Regions from separate parts of the Mus musculus genome. Here region 1 is linked to region 2. The links are chromatin loops, found by intact Hi-C in ENCODE. Cell type or tissue: left cerebral cortex. All regions are shown on one strand. Links, peaks and the distances in the headings refer to the core of each region. The heading gives the core; the rest is flanking DNA. Region 1 overlaps Snx29 (sorting nexin 29). Region 2 overlaps Snx29 (sorting nexin 29).

Region 1 (9,320 bases), core at 397-8,396, 380 kb before region 2:
AATAAAAGCCACGAAGTAGGGCAGGCAATTGTAGTAATATCTATGCTGCTAAGCCATATCCTTTGGGGACTAAAGTGAGACTCTGAACACGAGCTAGGCTGTAACTGCAGTCAGAACGGCACCCTGCAAAGGCACATACTTGGTAGCATTTCTTTTAATACTCTTAAGCCTCTGGGGTCTTTGTGACTCAGCCCTGTTTTACAGGTAAGGACACTGAGGCAGAGAGTGAGCCAGGCCACAGGCTATGAAGGTCTAACACTGACTGCAGGTCTGTGTGACCAAGTCTTGCTCTTTCTGCATTCACATGGCTGCAATGTGGACAGAGCTCCCCCACTGCAGTCTGTAGTGAACATGCTTGCTGTGCCCCTGACATCTCACAATGCCACACACTCTCTGCCCTGTTCCTATGGAGCTCAGGAATTCTGTGCACATCCCCACGAGCGATGCCAGCAGCTGTAACGATTGTAGCTCTGTGGTTCCTGCACAGCTCAGCCTCAGCATGCCACCTCCAACACTGTCTGCAGAAGGGGGAATGGAGGCACAAAGCCTGTGGAGGGGCAAGTCCACAGTTAGTGAGTAGGATACAGCCTCAGGCCACACCCAGCCCAGAGCCCTCCATCTCCACAGATGCCACTACTGAGCCCTTGAAAGGAAAAAGTGCCAAATGGCTCTAAGTGGCAACAGGATGGCAGCTTCCTGTTGTATTTGTAGGTTCTCAACCTGCCTTCCCAGAACAAGTCAGTGAAAAACATCTGCAGCCCTGTCGCAGCAAGTTCCCGAGTATGAACAAGAGGAACCCAAGCAGCTCTGCTCCTTTCCCAGGCAGTGGCCTACCACGGCTCCCGAGTCCTCCACCACTCCTGAGTCCACACCTCCCAGGCAGTGGTCTACCACTGCTCCCGAGCTCCACTGCTGGGCTGGCAGATTATGGGTCTCGATGTTCTAGGGCCATTTAGCATACAATGGGCATATTGGACACACAAGGGACATGAAAGGGCTATGGCTCCCAAGCAAGCCAGCTAGGAACAACAGGTCAGGCACAGTGTGGAGCAGACATCTGAGACCATGCTCTACAGTAATGCCAGACCCAAGTTCCTCACTGCATCTTCCTCAGCATCATTTTCCAAACCTTTCTTTCTGAAACCTGCACTACTTGAAGTGCAGGCTGTGGTAGGATCTAGGGCAGTGCCAGACAGCTGTCTGTGGTCATCATTTGGAGGGGCTGCAGCAGGCACAGATTGTACCCAGGGGACTTCCCCAGGAAACAGAGAACAGCCGCATGCCCCCCACCAGGCTTTATTCTGACTTGGGCAAAAGGACCCCGAATAGCAACCCTGAACATGGATGGCACTGGTGAACTAGTAGGAGAGGCAGAAAAGCTCTGTGGCTCGTCCCTCCCCTTGTGACCCCAGTCCCACACCCAGCAGCGCACTGCCTTACTTCATCCTCACGCTCATTTTCTCACCTGGGGAAGTAACAGCAACACAAACACCAAGGGAGCAAGTGGGTTCCAGTGACCCAATGGGAGGAAGCCCCGGCCTAGCTCAGGGCATCCGACAGGGTGAAGAACACATTGTTTTCAACACCTGTCTCACTCCTGTCTATGGAGCCCACAGGTCTGCAGATAGCTTTACAAGATCCAACGAGCCTGCTCAGACCATGTCAACATGGCAACACGGCACCATAGTCACAGGGTCCTGTTTCTCTATACACTGTTCACTGCAGAATGAGGGCTTCCCACAGCTGCCCGTTGAGAAAGGCCACGCCCAAAAGCACGCTGGCCCAAGCAACCCCTCCACACTTTCCTGCTTCCCCTATGTTGACCCTGATGGCTAACTCAGTACACTGCTACACTGATGGGGTGGCAGGGATGCCACCACAATTGTGGGCACACCACCTGCTGTGTGGGGCCTCTGCCAACTTAGCAGCCTAGGAGCAGAGAGCTTGCTACTCTTGATGCTCTGAGGCTGTGCTTCACAGGCTGTTCAGACAAAGGAGGAACTCTGGAAAACCCTGATCCCCTTCAACCCTGACAGTTCCTTCCCAGCTTCCCCTCTGCCTGGCCAGGCTACATTCTACCCTGTCTCAGGGCCCAACACTGGTCATCGCTGTGTTTTGTTCCTCCCTCTTTCTTTGGCCGCCTCAGTGACTCCCAAGTCAGTCGTTCTCACTAGTGTCCTGGGAACCTGCATCCTGAAGAAGGATGCTCCAAATCCCTAAGTGAGAGGAGTCTTCATGATTTCAATTCCAAAAATCAGACTTGAAGATTGCACCAACAAGAACCTGTTCTTAGAATATCCTCATGTTTTCCACTCACTATTATAGCAACTCACAGTGACCAGTGCAGTAAACGGGCAATACTAGCTTGGGTTAGACTGACATAGCAACAGCCTAGAGTGAATACCTTAGGCAGGGAGGACTCCAGCCAATACCACCAGCACTGCTACAGCAGTGTGTGCCATGCCTACCTCCTAGGGAGGCTGTAACTACACAGATTCATGCTTCTAGAGTGTGCTTTCTTACAGCTCCTGTGATACATCCTATGCAGATTAACATACTAGTGTTTACTGTCTTTGCAAGGATGTTCCTGTGTTTGCCATTTCGCTCAGCATTTGCAAAGGCAGGATGAGCAACAGGGAAGAATGAAAATGGAGAGGAGGAAGGGAGAGGGATATGAGCCTCGAAACACAACAGCTCAGGAGGGCTGGGTGCAAGGCTAACAACCTCGAGGGTTTGTAGCCTCCCTCAGCCCTGAAGCAGGCTGATCCAGACTTTGACCTTGCTGCCACTGAGAAGGAAATTACCCTAAGGGGGAGCCTTCTGACCTAGATGGCTCTTTTGTTCTGCCACCTGCCACTGCTCTCTCCAAGACACTGCTACCTGCTGAGAAGCACCTGATACATTCTGGAGGAACATCCTATTCTACACATCACCTACAGGCTGGCTCCAGACACCAAGAATGGACTGGCAGGGGATGGACCTTCCCCTTGTATAAGTAGACTCCCATAGTAAACTGGAGAGCCTCGAACAGAATCATGTCTTGGCTCCATTAACCTCACGCCCTCTAAGTCTCTTTCAGCCCCAGCCTGCCTCCCTGGTGTACCCGGTCCTTGTAAGCCACAGGCCAGCATACAACAAGTGTTGCCCAGTGCCTCCTAACTAAATAGAGATGCAAGGACAGAGACTGCCCCCTGCCCTGGGTGGGGCGGGGGAGCTCCCTGGGATTAGAGTCCACAGAAGGACAGAGTCCAGCAAAGCAAGCCATGATCCTTCGCGCCCCAAATGCCAGTGCAGTTACACTTATTTTTAAACCCTTTCTGCTTGCGGCCATGTAGCTTGTGCATCAGTGATGTCCTGAACATCTCTGAAGTAATGAGGACTGTGGAGCCTAGAGGGCTCTTGACGATCCACCACACTGACTCAAGATAAAAAGTTCTGAGCTGTACGAGTCAGTAACACCTTTTGAAGCAAAAAAGCCTCCATGTGGGCTCAAGTGGGCCCTGGCAGAGCACACAGCAGCCCACTGCGACCCTGGACTAAACTTAATTGCTCTCTGGGAGAACATGGCTCTTCTAGTCTCATCAGAAACTATATTTAACAATGTTTGGAGTAAAAGCAACAGTGGGTGGAGAAACACGGCCCACACTTCTGCTGAACCTCCACGTGGGGGTCTGTGCTGTGACCTACTTTATTCTGTCTCCCCCATCTGTCCCTCCCAGGGACATGGACGCTTCCAAGGGATGAGTTACACTGCAAAGAAACATTTTAATGATAATATGGTAAGTGGCAGCCTAGCAAATCACTGAGGCCATGTGATGTGAAGTCAGGCTCCCTTCCTTAAGGGCCTCACCTTCCCTGGGTCTGAGCAAACCTCTGCAGCAGGTTACATCCCTTGGGACCCACCAGGAGAGAACAGACAACGTGGGGCTCCTGAGTGGTCAGTGAGAGCTGCTATCTTTCTTCTCCCTACCTGGAGGTGGGGACTCCAGCACTCCCGTGTGCCACACTGGCACAGAAGCCAAGGTTGAGAAGAAATGCCCTCTTCCCATTGCCCTACTTTCAGCCTCAGCATTGGGTGCTGCAGGCTTTGTTGCCAAGGGAGGAAACAGGCCAAAAGTGGGCACACTCGACCTCCCAAACACAAAACAACACTGACAACTGCAAAGTATATGTGGAAGCAGGCTACATGCAACACCAGACCCAAGACTGCAGAACTCTGAGAACTTATAGGCACATTCAGGAGGGAATTCACCAGCCAGCTCCTCTCAGAAACTCTGATTGGCCCTGATCCCTGCCCCATCTCCAGGTGGCGCAGGCTACTGGAACAGGAAGTAAACTACGTCTGGCTCACAGAACAGAATGACAGGCACATGGTATAAGCAGATGCAGAATGAATGACAGCAGTGTGGGGGACAGGGTATATCAAGTCCATTACCTATGTGAAAGGGTTCCTAGAAGGATGGTCAAGATCCAGGGCCATGCCTTTGAGTCTCTGCAGTTAAGCAGGCCCTGTGAGTGTAAGACTGTGAGCAAGTAAGAAACCAGCCAGAGAATCATGTGTGTGCTAGGGAAGCTGGGTTAGCATCTAAGAGACAAAGGCCTAGGAGTACAGAGTCACCAGTGCCCAAAGCTGAGTGTCGTATGGTGGGGACAGGTCAAGATCAATCTTATGTTCAAGAGAAGCCTGGCATTATTTCAATGTCTTAACCTGATGTTTTTAGCTGTTTTACAATGGCAACTGCTTCACTTAAAAACAGACAAGAAAACCCCACTGTCCGCTCATATCAAAAGCAGAAGGATTGGGTCTGTCCATGGGGCTGTAAGTTTCTCAGCTACATCCCCAACCTAGGGGAGGGCACCATCCCGCCCAGGCTTCCCACAGGCTGGGAGGGGCCCTGAGATCAGCCATGTCTCCTCTCTGGCTGGCCTTTGCTTTGCTTTTCCACGTTATAAAATAGTTCACATATGTAATCGCATTGCTATAATCTTGAACTGCTACAAATCCTTGCAGGATTGGTATACAATCCTTACTGGCAACCTTCACACAGCTCCACCAGTAAAACAAGCACAGCAGCCACGCAGTGAGAGCCTAGAGGACGATGAGATGAGGCAGGAGCATGGGGCTGGCCCAGATCACCTCAACACTCTTAGGAATCACATGTGTGGACATTCACTCACTAGATGGGACCTTTAAGATCCTGAATCAGTGTCTAAAAAAAAACAAGGTGCAAGCTGTAGAGATTTGTTAACATGATGCTTTAAGGGATTTATTTCTTTAGTTGACAAGTTCATATATGTGTATGCATGTGTATTTATGTGTGCCTATGTGCATATGTGCCTGCTTCTGTGTATCTGTGCATTTGTGCACGCACACACACACACACACACACACACACACACACACACACACACACCTGTCTGTGTATGCCTGTGTAGTGTGTCTGTGTAACACAGATAGAAAACATCTTGGGGATCCCTACCAACATGTACAAGACTTGGCTGCAGATTACCTCTCTGACCCTAAAATAAGAACAACCTATAGCTTTCACCTTGCAATCTCGCCTACTCACAAGACAGGAGAGGGAACTTAATTACTGCAATTTCAAAGAAAGCCAAAGGGATAAGACTATTGGGGGTTGACCAGAGTACAGCCTAGTGTTTACTCAAAATTCCACTTCCCCAAATTTTCTGCTGAAATTCTTTTGTTCTTTAAACCCACAAAATTGGACCCTGTGTTCTGTGTGCTAATCAGGAATAGACAATTTCTCTCTCAGCACTGACTGGCACTAACAGCTGGACCTTCAGTCCCTGCTGGACACACTGACATATAGCTGTCACAATCCAGCGACCTAGCATGTAGGAATGAACGCTGGTCTGTGGCACTGGACTGCTGGAGCCAGCTGGGAACCATCGTGTCCTTGGGGACCATCCTTCTCTCAGATTCCCTGTCATCAGTCCTTCTGGGCCTGGACTGGAACTCCCTTAAAAAGCCCAAACTGCTGGGGCTCAGAGGGAAAGGCTAATTCCCAACAGATACCCAGGCTGGAGCTGCCTAAGAGATGAGCTAGTGTTCTTCATGATGTAACATGGCACTACTAATAACTGGATAGTGGGGAAATGTGGTGTCCCAATTCATCTCTTTTAAATAGGAGAAACGGCATCTTTCAATACACAATGCATTAGACTTATGTCTCTTCACAAAACCTCAAGAGTAGCAAAACCAGTGAGTGACCTTCTCAGCTACAACAAAAGGATCTTTGCAGAGAGTAGCTCTCTGCCTGTCTGTCTGTCTGGTCAAAGTTCAACCTGGAAACTCTGGGCACATCCCACAGAGTAGAAATCCACCCATTTCTGGTTAGAACATCGCTGTGTGGTGAACAGCCCAGGTACCTTTCTGCATACTGTTTTAAAGAGCCTCAGTGGAAGGACACTCTAATTTTGTCCCTGGAAATTATACAGACTCAGACAAGGGCTTCTCAAGTGAGATTCTCAAACCCACCTGTGGAGATTTTTCTGAGGCTTTTCACACCTGGGACTTCCACAAGGAGAGTATATTATAAATAGTATCATTACCTTCCCACACCTGGAGACCATGAGAATAACAGGACTTCATGATCTTGGCCATCTTAACTCAAGGACATAAATGATCCAGACAATGAAGGCATTTGGGACAGAGCACCACTCCAAAGCACTGCCTAGATACATCTTCCTAACAACAGCACCAGAGTTGTGGGTACATGGAACCAGTAAGCAGAAGCATCATGTGGTGTGGGACAAGTGAAGAGGAAGATGCCATCACCTCAGGGCACAGATGCCAGGTCAGGAAGACAACTCTTTGTTGAGTCTATGAACTATGCATTGCAAATATCAACACTGAATGTTTCATTTTGGGAGCACTCAGAAAGTGAAAAAAGACAGGTATTTTTCCCTTGGCCTGGATCTCCCAGTGCTGCAACCAGTTCACTGGGTAAAGGCACATGCTCCCAAGCCTGGTGACCTGAGTAGAACCCCTAGGACCTACATGGTGGAGGGAGAAAAACAACTCCTGCAAGTTGTCCTCGGTCTTCCACACATGAGATGTAGCACACAATACACATGCACACACAAGTAAAAGCATGTAATAAAAACAATTAAACTCAGTCTTGAACGGAGGACCATCAAGGATGTCCATTCAGACACTAGGTTGGTAAGGTCCAGGGTGGAATTAGCGTTTCAGCACCACCGACAGCTCCCAAGCCCCATAGCGCCACAGCACCAGGGAACCTACAGAATCTCTGGCTCCTAACTCTCTAAAGGTGCAAAGGGGGCAGAGTGCAGTGTCCAGGAGCATGCCCCAGGGCAGGTACTCACACAAAGAAGGGCACCAGCTGCACCAGGGTCTCCTTCTTGGGGTTGGCAGCAAACTCAGGCACCATCTGGATGACCTTGTTCATGACGCTGCGTAGGTAGCTCTGGAGTTGCTTTCGCCGCTCTTCCACAAACTTGGCATCCTAGGGACACAGGTGGAAGGTGTACACTCAGTAAACTTGTTTCCTAAGTTCAGAGATGATCTTGTCCCACATGCACCCATCAGGTGACACTGGCAGAGGGGCTGCAGTAGAGAGTGGCATGCTGGCTTGCTATGTGCAAGACTCTGTTCTATTCCATCATGCCCAAGGTGGGGTAGGCATCAGCCAAGGGGCACGCCTATGCACAAACCATCTGCATGACTTCACATGTGCTATGGGAAGGATGACTGGAAAGGTGGCCCAATATCTGTGTAGAGTATGATTCCAAAAATGGCTGAGTGAGTGAATGAGTCACCAGGTGTGGCTGTTATTTCTTAGATGCCACAATAGTCCAAGTGTGGCATCAGAGACCAGGGCCAGAGCAGTAAATACAAGCCATCATTGCACTGACTCTAACGGAGGTCACAAAGACAGCATAAATGCCTGTAGTAACCACACAGGCGTATAAGGTTATCAACCACACTGCTACTCCTCTGCAGTACATGCTCAGTTTATCTTCAGTTTTTCAAAATATGAACCTGTCACTGATTACACAAGGTTCAACATGTGGCTAAAGCTGCATGGCACAGCCCTCAGGTGGGCACAGTGTCCAAGTCACAGTCACACCTGGGTGTGCACTGGAGGCTCACCCTTACTTGGGCTTACTCTGTCTTGTGTCTTTCTGGCCATTGCAGGCAGGGTTAGCTCCTCCAGACAGTACCCTGCACCATTGCACCTATGCTTGGAACTCTGTGATGATCTGATGCCTCCCCCTCAAATTCCCTGCCTACTTCTACTCTTGCCCAGGTGGGTCCTGGATTATGACAAAGAAATGTGGGCAGTATGGATGCCAGCAGAGGCCTTACTGGGCAAGTGGTGGCTTGGTGTGGAGAGAAAGCTGTGGAGGGGCAGGGACTTGTAGTCTCAATCTGGTAGATCACACAGCAACGGTGGAAAGTGTTGCCTACAGCAGAGCTCCACCCTTGCACTGGACCACAGAGTAACCCCCTGAGCCAGAGGGAGCTCATCTCACCAGGGTCTTAGGAATACTCTGCCCACTGTATTGGATGGTACCTAGACAAATAAGCCTCCTAGTGCTTCGCTCTCCAGCAGAGAACTCCCAAACAGCCTGGGATAAGCATGAGTGAACAGGATGCCTGGTGACAGAGACTGGCTTATTTTCATAAGTCCACTGAAATAAGGCTCTGCAGTACCAGGCACACTTAGTTAAGTTACATATATTACTGTGGTTTTTCTGAGACTTCAGTACCATGTGTGTGCTCTGAGAAGTCTCCTTGAGGAACTGTATGGGAGGAAGAACCAGGGAGAATCTATTAGCAGGTGACGTCTTCTTCTCCATGAGTTGCCCCAGTGTGCAACTCTAGTGCTGAGGGCTGGATGGGCACAGCCAGCACTGCCCCAGGCTTAAACCTCCACAGCCTGGTGGGATCAAGACAAATAGGATCTTCCAGCCCTTGACCTGTGCTCACTGGGTCTAGATGCTGACTCTGCTCCTTGCTCTCCACATCAGGCAATTAGATGTTCATTCCTGAGAGGGGTGATGGATCAGGTGAGGGTGAATGGCCCTCCTCAGGCCTGGGTTTTAAATTTGCATGAGAAACCCCTAAAGCAAGCTTGACAGGCCCGGCAGCAAAATGAGACAGGAACTATTAGTCCTGGAAGGGACTGCAGAGGATTCTGGGCATGGACAGAGACACTATAGCCACAAGAATCACAGATGGCCCTTTGTGGTACACAAGTAGCTTTGCTGAGCCACAGAGCCCAAGGAGGGTAAGTGCCCCAAATGGAGGCCAGAGGACACTCTACATCCAT
Region 2 (9,320 bases), core at 705-8,704:
ATCCACCCGCAATGAGACATCCCTCTTTGTGGGGCAGAAGTACTCCTAAACATTAGCCATGTAGCTGCCATCCTCTACTCAAACAGGCACGCAAGGATTTGAGGGCTTTCTGAAAGCTGAGGCGGACACAGAATTATATGAAATCCACAGAAACCAAAATTGGAGTCAGACCAGGGCTCAATCTTAGGAAAAACAACTCTAGAGTGTGTTATTAACTGAAGCCTCCAGCTTCGAGTGAATCTGGGGAAACTCAACCATCCGTTTAACAACCCCTGGCACTTTGCTTGCCTCCAAAGCATAGGTCAGCAACTGCCTGGCCAGCTCCAGATAAAACCAGGCCCCCGAGTGGAATGGAATGCAGGCAAGCCACAACCCTAGGTTTGTAGGGTTCTGTGGCACCAGAAGCCCTGCCTCCCCAACACACACAGGTCACAGCTAAGCTAACACAGCAGAAAAACCCAGGTGAGCGCTGTTCTGTAATTACTTACCATGACACCAAGTCAGAGGCCATTCCATGTCAACAGGCCCCGCGGGCCTCTCTGTTTGACCTAGCTAGGTCTACTTATTATCTAACATTTCACATGGGCGCACACAGAGAAGCTCCCTATATAACCACGTCAGGGAAGGTTTTGATTGCTCCCTGCCATTTTGTAAGGTGTTAATTCATACAACAGGAAATAAGCACCTGCTTTCCTCCATGTTACATTTTCTTAGCTGAGTCTGTATTTCCCAGATTCTCTCTGCTAAATGTTCTTTAACTTCACTGTGGAAGGCTGACTGCCTCAATGAAATTATCACACACAATTTACTTTCAAGTTAATGAGTTGGGACATGTTCTTAATGAGTGAGGTTTTTAATAACAATAGATGTTTTAGTTTAAAAAAAAAAATCATCCAATAATATCACCCAGGCTTCTGTGCTTACAGCTGTTCATGGGATGAAGAGCTAAAACGCAGTGTATCTTTACAATGGAGCACTACTTAGCATGCACAAAGTTGAGTTCAATCCACCACATAAAACCAGGCATGGTGATATACACCATGGCACACACCCAGGTAGTGGTGGTGGAAGTGAATATGGTGATGGTGATGACTGTCGTGGAGGGGGAGGGGAGTGTGGAGAAGAAGGTGGAGGAGGTGGAGGAGGTGGAGGTGGTGGAGGTGGTAGAGGTGGTGGTGGAGGAGGAGGTAGAGGAGGAAGTGGAGAAGGAGGTGGCAGAGGTGGAGGAGGAGGAGGAGAAGGTGGTGGAGGAGTGGGTAGAGGTAGAGGAGGTGAAGGTGAAAGTGGAGGAGGAGGTGGAAGTGATGGAGGTAGTAGAGGTGGAGTGGTAGAGGTGGCAGAGGAGGTGGCAGAGGTGGAGGTAGAGGAGGTGGAGGAGGAGGTAGAGGAGGTGGAGGAGGTGGAGGAGGAGGTGGAGGAGGTAGTACTAGGAATCAAGTTTAAGGCCTCAAGCATACTAGGTAGGAGCCCTAGCCCACATCCCATACCCACACTGGGACCTTTTTGAAAAAAATAAATGCAACCTCAAAACTGAACAAGATTGTCCTCATTTGTATCCCCAATGCAATGTGTTGGATGGATCATTAACATTGATCAATAGCACCCATAAAAATCAACCAATGAACAGCACGGCACAGAGGCAAGATGGCGTCAATCAACCACCCTTGCTGTAGCCCTGTCACGAACATGATGACCATTTGAAATGGACCACATCCTACATGTATGAATTACATGAAGTTTTTAAAAAGCAAATATACAAATACATACAAATAGAGAATAACATGTTTCAGGCCAGCAAGAAGGCTCAATGGGAAACGCACCTGCATCCAAGCCAGAAGGCTTGACTTCAATCCCTAGGGTTCAAGTGAAGAAGAGACTAGACTCTGCAAAGCTGTCTGCTCATCTCCATGCATGTGCTGTAGTATGCACATGCCACACACAAGATAAATACGCAATACAATGCTTAGAAAACACAAATGAAATTACCACAATCAAAGACATCAAAAGGTATTTTACTTCATTTTATTTATTTTAGTGTGCATACATACCCACAATGCCACAGCACATATGTGGAGATCAGAAACAATTTGTGGAATTTGTTTCCCAAGGGTCCCAAGGATCAAACCCAGGTTAGGAGACATGGTAGCAAGTGTCTTTACCTGCTGAGCCACCTCAATAGCCTAAGAGTAACTACTTTAAGTACAGAGAAAAGGGATATATTAGCTAGCTGTATGTCAACTTGACACAAGATAGAGTATCTTGGGAGAGGAACTCTCAATTGAGAAAATATACCTGTGTGCCAAGAAGCAGAAAACAACAACAAATGCATGTATGTACTCATGTATGTATGTATGCATGTATGTATGTGTGCAAGTGTGTGCTTGTATATGTATATTTGTATATATGTATATGTTTGTGTATTTCAGCTTAGATCTCATAGTGTGTCATGAAAGGAAGTCAGGACAAGAACTTAAGGCAGGAGCCAGAGAGGTGCGGTGGAGATGGTAGATAGCAATGTTTACTGGTTTGCTCTCCACGGCTTGCTCTGCTTGCTTTTATATGTAACCCGGGACCACCTGCCCAGGGGTGGCAGTGCCCACAGGGGGTGGCCCTCCTACATCAGTCATTAATCAAGAAGATGCCACACAGATCTGCCTCTGATGGAGGCATTTTCTTAATTGAGGTTCCCTCTTCCCAGATAACCCTACCTTATGTCAAACTGACAGAAAGTCATCTGCTGCAGCCCCCTTACCCAGGACAGTAGAGACACAGACAACACATACGTCTGTATGTCCATCCACTTTATCCTTTCCTTATAGTTCCTTCATATTGTATGTTACCTCTTCCCAGGAATAACCCAGAGTCCCTGCACCCACCCACCCATTTGCACACTAATACCACAGTCACTTCTACAACCTCTAATTATTATTGTAGGTCACTATGATTGTCACCACAATTTATATGACCAGATTCAGTGTCCTGAGGACAACTGCCCTGCCATGCAGTGTGTCTCCAGTGAGTACAATGTCCTCCAACAAAGCCCTCAACACCAAGAGTGATGAAGAGTCCTCTGGCCTCTCATTGGCACTGAAGTGCATCCTTGGTGTAAAATAAAAATGCAGGTTGGACATGGTGGCACGCCTTCAATCCCAGCATTCAGGAGGTAGAGGGAGGTAGATCTCGGTGAGTTTAAGGTCAGCCTGATCTACACAATCAAAGTGTCAAATCCATTAAGTTCTTACTAGGTCTGAGCAGCAAATGCCACTATAGCTACGGATCACCAAGTCTTCAGAAGTGAGAGAATCATTGTCCTCTCATTTGTCTGTTACAGGAGAGACTAACACAGTCCATATTACACAGCGGGCTGTCAGTGACTTGTGCCATGGTGGGCCTGACACTGGAGCCCATGTTGCATGCTAGCTGCCTCTCACCTCCACCAGCAGGACAGTAGGAGAGTGGGGAATGAGGCTTCCATGCTACTCACGGCACTTCTCAGGAACCATCCCTTACACCCTAAATAAATGTTTATCTATAGTTAGATATGAAAATGTGCTCAGATTTTTTAAATATCCAAGAGTTCTACATCTGCTAAAAATAATCTTTTTTCTAGGAAGGAATCACCTCATAGCCGAGCACAGTAATACATGGTTGTATTGCTAGCACAGAGAGAAGGCGCTATGAGGCCACTTGTTCAACACTAGCCTGGGCTGAGGATGTAACTCAGGACACCTACATAACATGTCTAAGACACTGGATTACAGCCCCAGTATCGTATGTACAAAATAATTTTTTTATAATTTTGTTAATAAGACAAAAGCACGCAGGCCTAGCGGCTCACCATTGTGGTAGAATGCCTGCATAGCAAGCATGGCATACTTGGTTCCATCATCAATATAAAGTAAAAGTAAAAATAAAAAGCCACCGGGAGTGGTGGTACATGCCTTTAATCCCAGCACTTGGGAGGCAGAAGCAGGCAGATTTCTGAGTTCGAGGCCAGCCTGGTCTACAGAGTGAGTTCCAGGACAGCCAGGGCTACACAGAGAAACCCTGTCTCGAAAAAAAAAAAAAAAAAAGCCTATGTGGGGGAGACATCAGATCCAACTAACCAAGCCCAGGAGACATGCCCAGGCTAATAAGAAGACAGCTTCCAGTTACCACCTTCAACTAAAAAGAGGCTGGTAGGCAACAGGTGACACATTAAAGAGTCACGTGATAAACACAGTCATATAAAATGGGGAAATGTTCTTCAAAACCTTCTGAGGCCTAGGATGTGGCTAATAATGTGTATGCCCAACATTCATGTAAGCCCCTGGTTCAATTTCTGGTACTATGTAAGCCACACCTGTGATCTCAGCACTCAACTGGCAGAGGCTTGAGGTTCAAGGTCACCCTCATCTACACAGGGAGCTCAAGGCCAGCCTGGGCTACAAGAGACCCTACCAAGGAAGGCAGGAAGGCAGGAAGGCAGGAAGGCAGGAAGGCAGGAAGGCAGGAAGGCAGGAAGGCAGGAAGGCAGGAAGGCAGGAAGGCAGGAAGGCAGGAAGGCAGGAAGGCAGGAAGGCAGGAAGGCAGGAAGGCAGGAAGGCAGGAAGGCAGGAAGGCAGGAAGGCAGGAAGGCAGGAAGGCAGGAAGGCAGGAAGGCAGGAAGGCAGGAAGGCAGGAAGGCAGGAAGGCAGGAAGGCAGGAAGGCAGGAAGGCAGGAAGGCAGGAAGGCAGGAAGGCAGGAAGGCAGGAAGGCAGGAAGGCGGAAGGCAGGAAGGCAGGAAGGCAGGAAGGCAGGAAGGCAGGAGGAAGCAGGAAGGCAGGAAGGCAGGAAGGCAGGAAGGCAGGAAGGCAGGAAGGCAGGAAGGCAGGAAGGCAGGAAGGCAGGAAGGCAGGAAGGCAGGAAGGCAGGAAGGCAGGAAGGCAGGAAGGCAGGAAGGCAGGAAGGCAGGAAGGCAGGAAGGCAGGAAGGCAGGCAGGCAGGCAGGCAGGCAGGAAGGAAGGAAGGAAGGAAGGAAGGAAGGAGAGAGATCCATTGATAGATAGATAGATCTAAGCCATCTGTTTCCTAAATGTCCAGGGAATGTACGTAACGTTTCCACACAGGTTAAGATCATTACAAGGGCCTTGAGAAAAGATGGCTCAGCAATGAAAAAGGATCTGCTCTGGCAGAGGACCCTGGTTTGATTCCCAAGTACCCACAAGGCAGTTCACAACTGTCCATAAAAACAAAAAACAAAAAACAGAGAAGAACAACATCTGCTTTGTTTTTCTGCCTCCTGCAAAGTAGCCTCCCTCAGCCCTGAAGCAGGCTGATCCAGACTTTGACCTTGCTGCCACTGAGAAGGAAATTACCTAGAGTGGAGCCTTCTGACCTAGATGGCTCTTTTGTTCTGCCACCTGCCACTGCTCTCTCCAAGACACTGCTACCTGCTGAGAAGCACCTGATACATTCCGGGGGAGCATCCTATTCTGCACATCACCTACAGGCTGGCTCCAGACACCAAGAATGGACTTGCGGAGAATGGGCCTCCCCCTTTTATAAGTAGACTCTTTTAGTAAACTGGAGAGCCTCGAACAGAATCATGTCTTGGCTCCATTAACCTCACGCCCTCTAAGTCTCTTTCAGCCCCAGCCTGCCTCCCTGGTGTACCCGGTCCTTGTAAGCCGCAGGCCAGCATACAACACTGCAAGATGTTTTTTGTTTTGTTTTGTTTTGTTTCAGCTATTTTTAATTCCTCAACAGGTAAAGAGAACATCACACATTCACAATAGCCCTCCTTTCCCCGGAATGTCTGGATAGGAGAGAGTTCCTCGCCTAACCTCAATACACCCTCAGCTCAACACCTGAGCCAGCTCACAGCACAAGTGACGAGGGCCCAGCAAGTGTGAGGACACCGCAGGTGTAGAAGGGCAAACACACTTGCTAAGGAACAAAGCTGACTCCCCGCAGGCCCATGGAAAGGAAGGGCTGCACGCCGCTGACTCCCAGCCTCACGTGACTATTGTATTCTCTCTATCCCCACAGACAGGGAAACAGGCAAGTCGGGAACAGCCCAAACCTAGAGCGTGGTGTGGCCTGGGCAATGCTGGGCTCAAGCTCCGCAGTCCCAACCCTGTGCTCTCCAGCGCCCTGCACTCCTCATCTCTAACTGAAGGGAAACTTCCCCATTGTGCTCTGCTGTCCATGGAGGACAGCCATGCATCCAGCCTCTGAGCTCCCACTCCAAGAGAAGGCAAACGAGTCCGAAGTCACGGAACAAACCTGTTCTGAGGGAAAACAAGTGGCAGTGACAGGCAGGGTTGAGAAGCAATGGCTGCCGCTCTCTTCTAGGACAGGACCTGTCTAAAGGGAAAGGCAAGCCTCAGCTACACTTCTGAATGCTGTTCCATCCTGCACAGGAGAACCTCTGGATCTTGCTGTGGCAACCTCACAAGACCAAACTCTCAAATAGCACTACTCTCTCCCTCCCTCTGTCTGTCCCCACCACACATGCAGGTCCACTGATAAACACTGTGCATCGAGTCAACCCCCAAACTCATAGCAGGTCCAGTGCCAAAGGAATTCATTCCCTCCCAGCACCTTAGCAACTTCTGTCTGTCGTACCTGAGGACTCACTGGCACTTCTCTCGTCTCTCTTCTTCAGCTTGACTTACTGCTGCTGTGACTAGCACCATGTGACAGATTACAGACTATTCCTCAACGTAAATATGATTTAAAGACACATTCTGACTCTGCCAGGGTCAGACAAGTGACACCTGCACTGCTTAAAGACTGAGCTGTAAGAAACATAGTAATGGGAAATCCTCTGAACAGCTACCATTGTGTAGGTCAGAAATGAGCAAATATTTGCCATTTCATTTCGTTCCACTTCATACCAAGCCAAGCCTGAACCTGGGGAGGACCTGAAAGGAATTTAATATCATGACATTTAGCATTGAACACTTGCAGAAACGCAAACCTCTCAGTTGGGGAGCACAGACAAGGAAGGAGGGGAAGATGTGTGGGTACAGCGGAGCCACACTGGGGACCAGGCCTGGCTCCACTCTCCACTCCACTTCCCAAATCTCCATACCAGTCTTGGTCATGATGAAGCTTTCGCGTCTGTGATAAAGAAACCATCCCTCTTTCCTGCTACAGCTTACGGCAGTGGTTCTCAACCTTTATGCTGCAAGCCTTCAATACAGTTCCTCCTGTTGTGGTGACCCCTACCATAAAGTTATTTTCATTGTTACTTCACAACTGTAATTTTGCTACTATTATGAATGTAACATAATACCTGTTTTCCAATGGTCTTAGGTGACCCCTATGAAAGGGTCATTGGGCCCTACCCCCATCTTTGCCTCCCCCACCCACCCATACCTCTGCCTCCACCCTTACCTCCACCCACAACAAAGACATCTTGACCTACAGGTTAAGAACCACTGGCCTAATGTGAAACTAATAATTTTGCCACCATCACTGTCAGACTGCATAATACCATCAAATGGACTGTCATCCCAACACATAGGCAAAGCCAACAAGTATGTTTGTTCCCATTATAAATGCCCCTTCTCAGTAGAGAAGCCAACAGGGTCCTAGAGCTCCCTCAGCCAGATCCTCCTGCCAGCACCCAGCAGAGAGCAGAGATTCCTGAGTGAACAGCTGGCATTTTCTCTGGCATCCAGGCCATCCCTACTTGGGAGGTATTCCTGGTGTGCCAGCCTCTGGATTCGAAAATTACCGGCCTCCTTTCGGTCCTGGCATCTAATTCTCATTAGTCAAAACATTCCCTAGGTCACATTACTAGTCAATCCTGAAAATCTCTGGCAAGCACACCACTATACCACTGTCTGTTCATCTTCTGTTGCTATAACAAAATACTTGAGACTGGGTAACTTATAAAGAAAAAGGGTTTATTTTGTTTTAAGGTTCTAGAACAAGGTAAGGATCTCCTGCTTCAACTCAAGGAGGAGAGCAAGAAAGGCAGGGAGGTATATGCAACATACAGAAAGGACTGAAACCCACAGCAAACTCACTCCTCAGCTGAGGGCAGCTTCACCCACACAGCCTAACCACCTCCCCACACATTCCCACTGAGGAATTCACCAATACATGAACTCTGAGGGAACAAACTCACACCATAGCAACTGTCCTGACAAAGATTCCAAATGATGCCACCCAACCCAGCTGGACTCATGCTTCAGGCAAAGCTGAACCCTAGAAGTTTGTTATGTTTACTACATTTATTTATTGTGTGTATATGCATACACATGCATAGAAGACAGAGAACAACTTATGGGAGTCCCGGGGTTTTAATTTTGTTCACCACATATAGCTGCTTGGATTCTCATGCTAATCAGGTTCCCAAAAAACTTGTTTGCAGTATCCCACCCCCAGTTGTTTCTGGTTGGTAAATAGAGATGTTGACAGTCAAAGGCTGAGCAGGGAGACAGAGGTGGGACTTTTAAGCCAAGAAGGTGCAGGTTGGGGGGTTCGGGGGGGGGGGGGGTTGCGGGGTGGAGCATAGCCACCATGTGGGAGGTAGGAGGAGCAGCTGCAAGAGGGCCCCCCAACTGGGTCTAAGGCAGCAGAGATGGAATATAGATTTTAGTAAGTAATAACTTGGGGATATCAGAGGGTGGACCAGCCACATAGAGTTTAGGAAGTGGCCCAACCATTGAGCTGTCTAAGGCATATAAAGGCTGTGTGTGCATGTACTTCATTCAGGAACCCAAAACACTGGGGTGGGTAGCAAGGAATGCGCACTGCAGCTGCCACCTGGATCAACTTGGGTAGCGATAATTGGGATCTACAACAACCAGGCTTGATGGCAGACACCTCTATAGCCACCTGTGAGCCATCTCACAGGCCCACAAGATCTCTTCAGACAGCAAATTTACAATGACATTCAGGGATGGTACTTGGCATTTTACACATCTTATTGGGTTGGAGAGATGGCTCAGCAGTGAAGAGTACTGACTCCTTTTCCAGAGGACCCAAGTTTAATTCAAAGAATAAATTAAATTAAAAAATTAAAATTCCGAACCGGGCAGTGGTGGCACACGCCTTTAATCCCAGCACTTGGGAGGCAGAAGCAGGCAGATTTCTAAGTTAGAGGCCAGCCTGGTCTACAGAGTGAGTTCCAGGACAGCCAGAGCTACACGGAGAAACCCTGTCTCAAAAAACCAAAAAAAAGAAAAAAAAGAAAATGAAAATTCTAGTTCCTTCTAATCCTCTACTGTCCCCTAGAAGATTCCGTCTCCTGAAGCCCTGAGAAGACTAAAGTGAGAAGAGACCTAGTCAAGAAGCTGTATTAGGGCTGGGGTTGATTGGCGGTAGAGCACTTGCTGGCACA

What was found. Hi-C counts contacts between places; a loop is a spot of excess contacts. Peaks named below come from ENCODE experiments on the same cell type or tissue, not always from the same donor. Only the 100,000 strongest peaks of a DNase experiment are listed, where the experiment ranks them.
Region 1: it touches region 2 in a loop (20-fold over the local background); 2 of 42 quality-filtered maps call a loop at or near these places.

The regions. Positions count from the first base shown.
Region 1 is chr16:11,736,464-11,745,783 of GRCm38, reverse strand. It overlaps Snx29 (sorting nexin 29), which reads right to left. Exons shown (of 21, transcript NM_028964.4): 20 at 7,351-7,490. Among named protein-coding and RNA genes, the nearest start is that of 4833415N18Rik, 39 kb to the left of the region's middle. In left cerebral cortex, for the core only: no CTCF peak of the experiment used is centred there; DNase peaks (open chromatin) are centred at 2,600 and 3,634.
Region 2 is chr16:11,356,810-11,366,129 of GRCm38, reverse strand. The region is part of intron 3 of Snx29 (sorting nexin 29); the gene reads right to left. Among named protein-coding and RNA genes, the nearest start is that of Snx29, 39 kb to the right of the region's middle. In left cerebral cortex, for the core only: no CTCF peak of the experiment used is centred there; no DNase peak of the experiment used is centred there.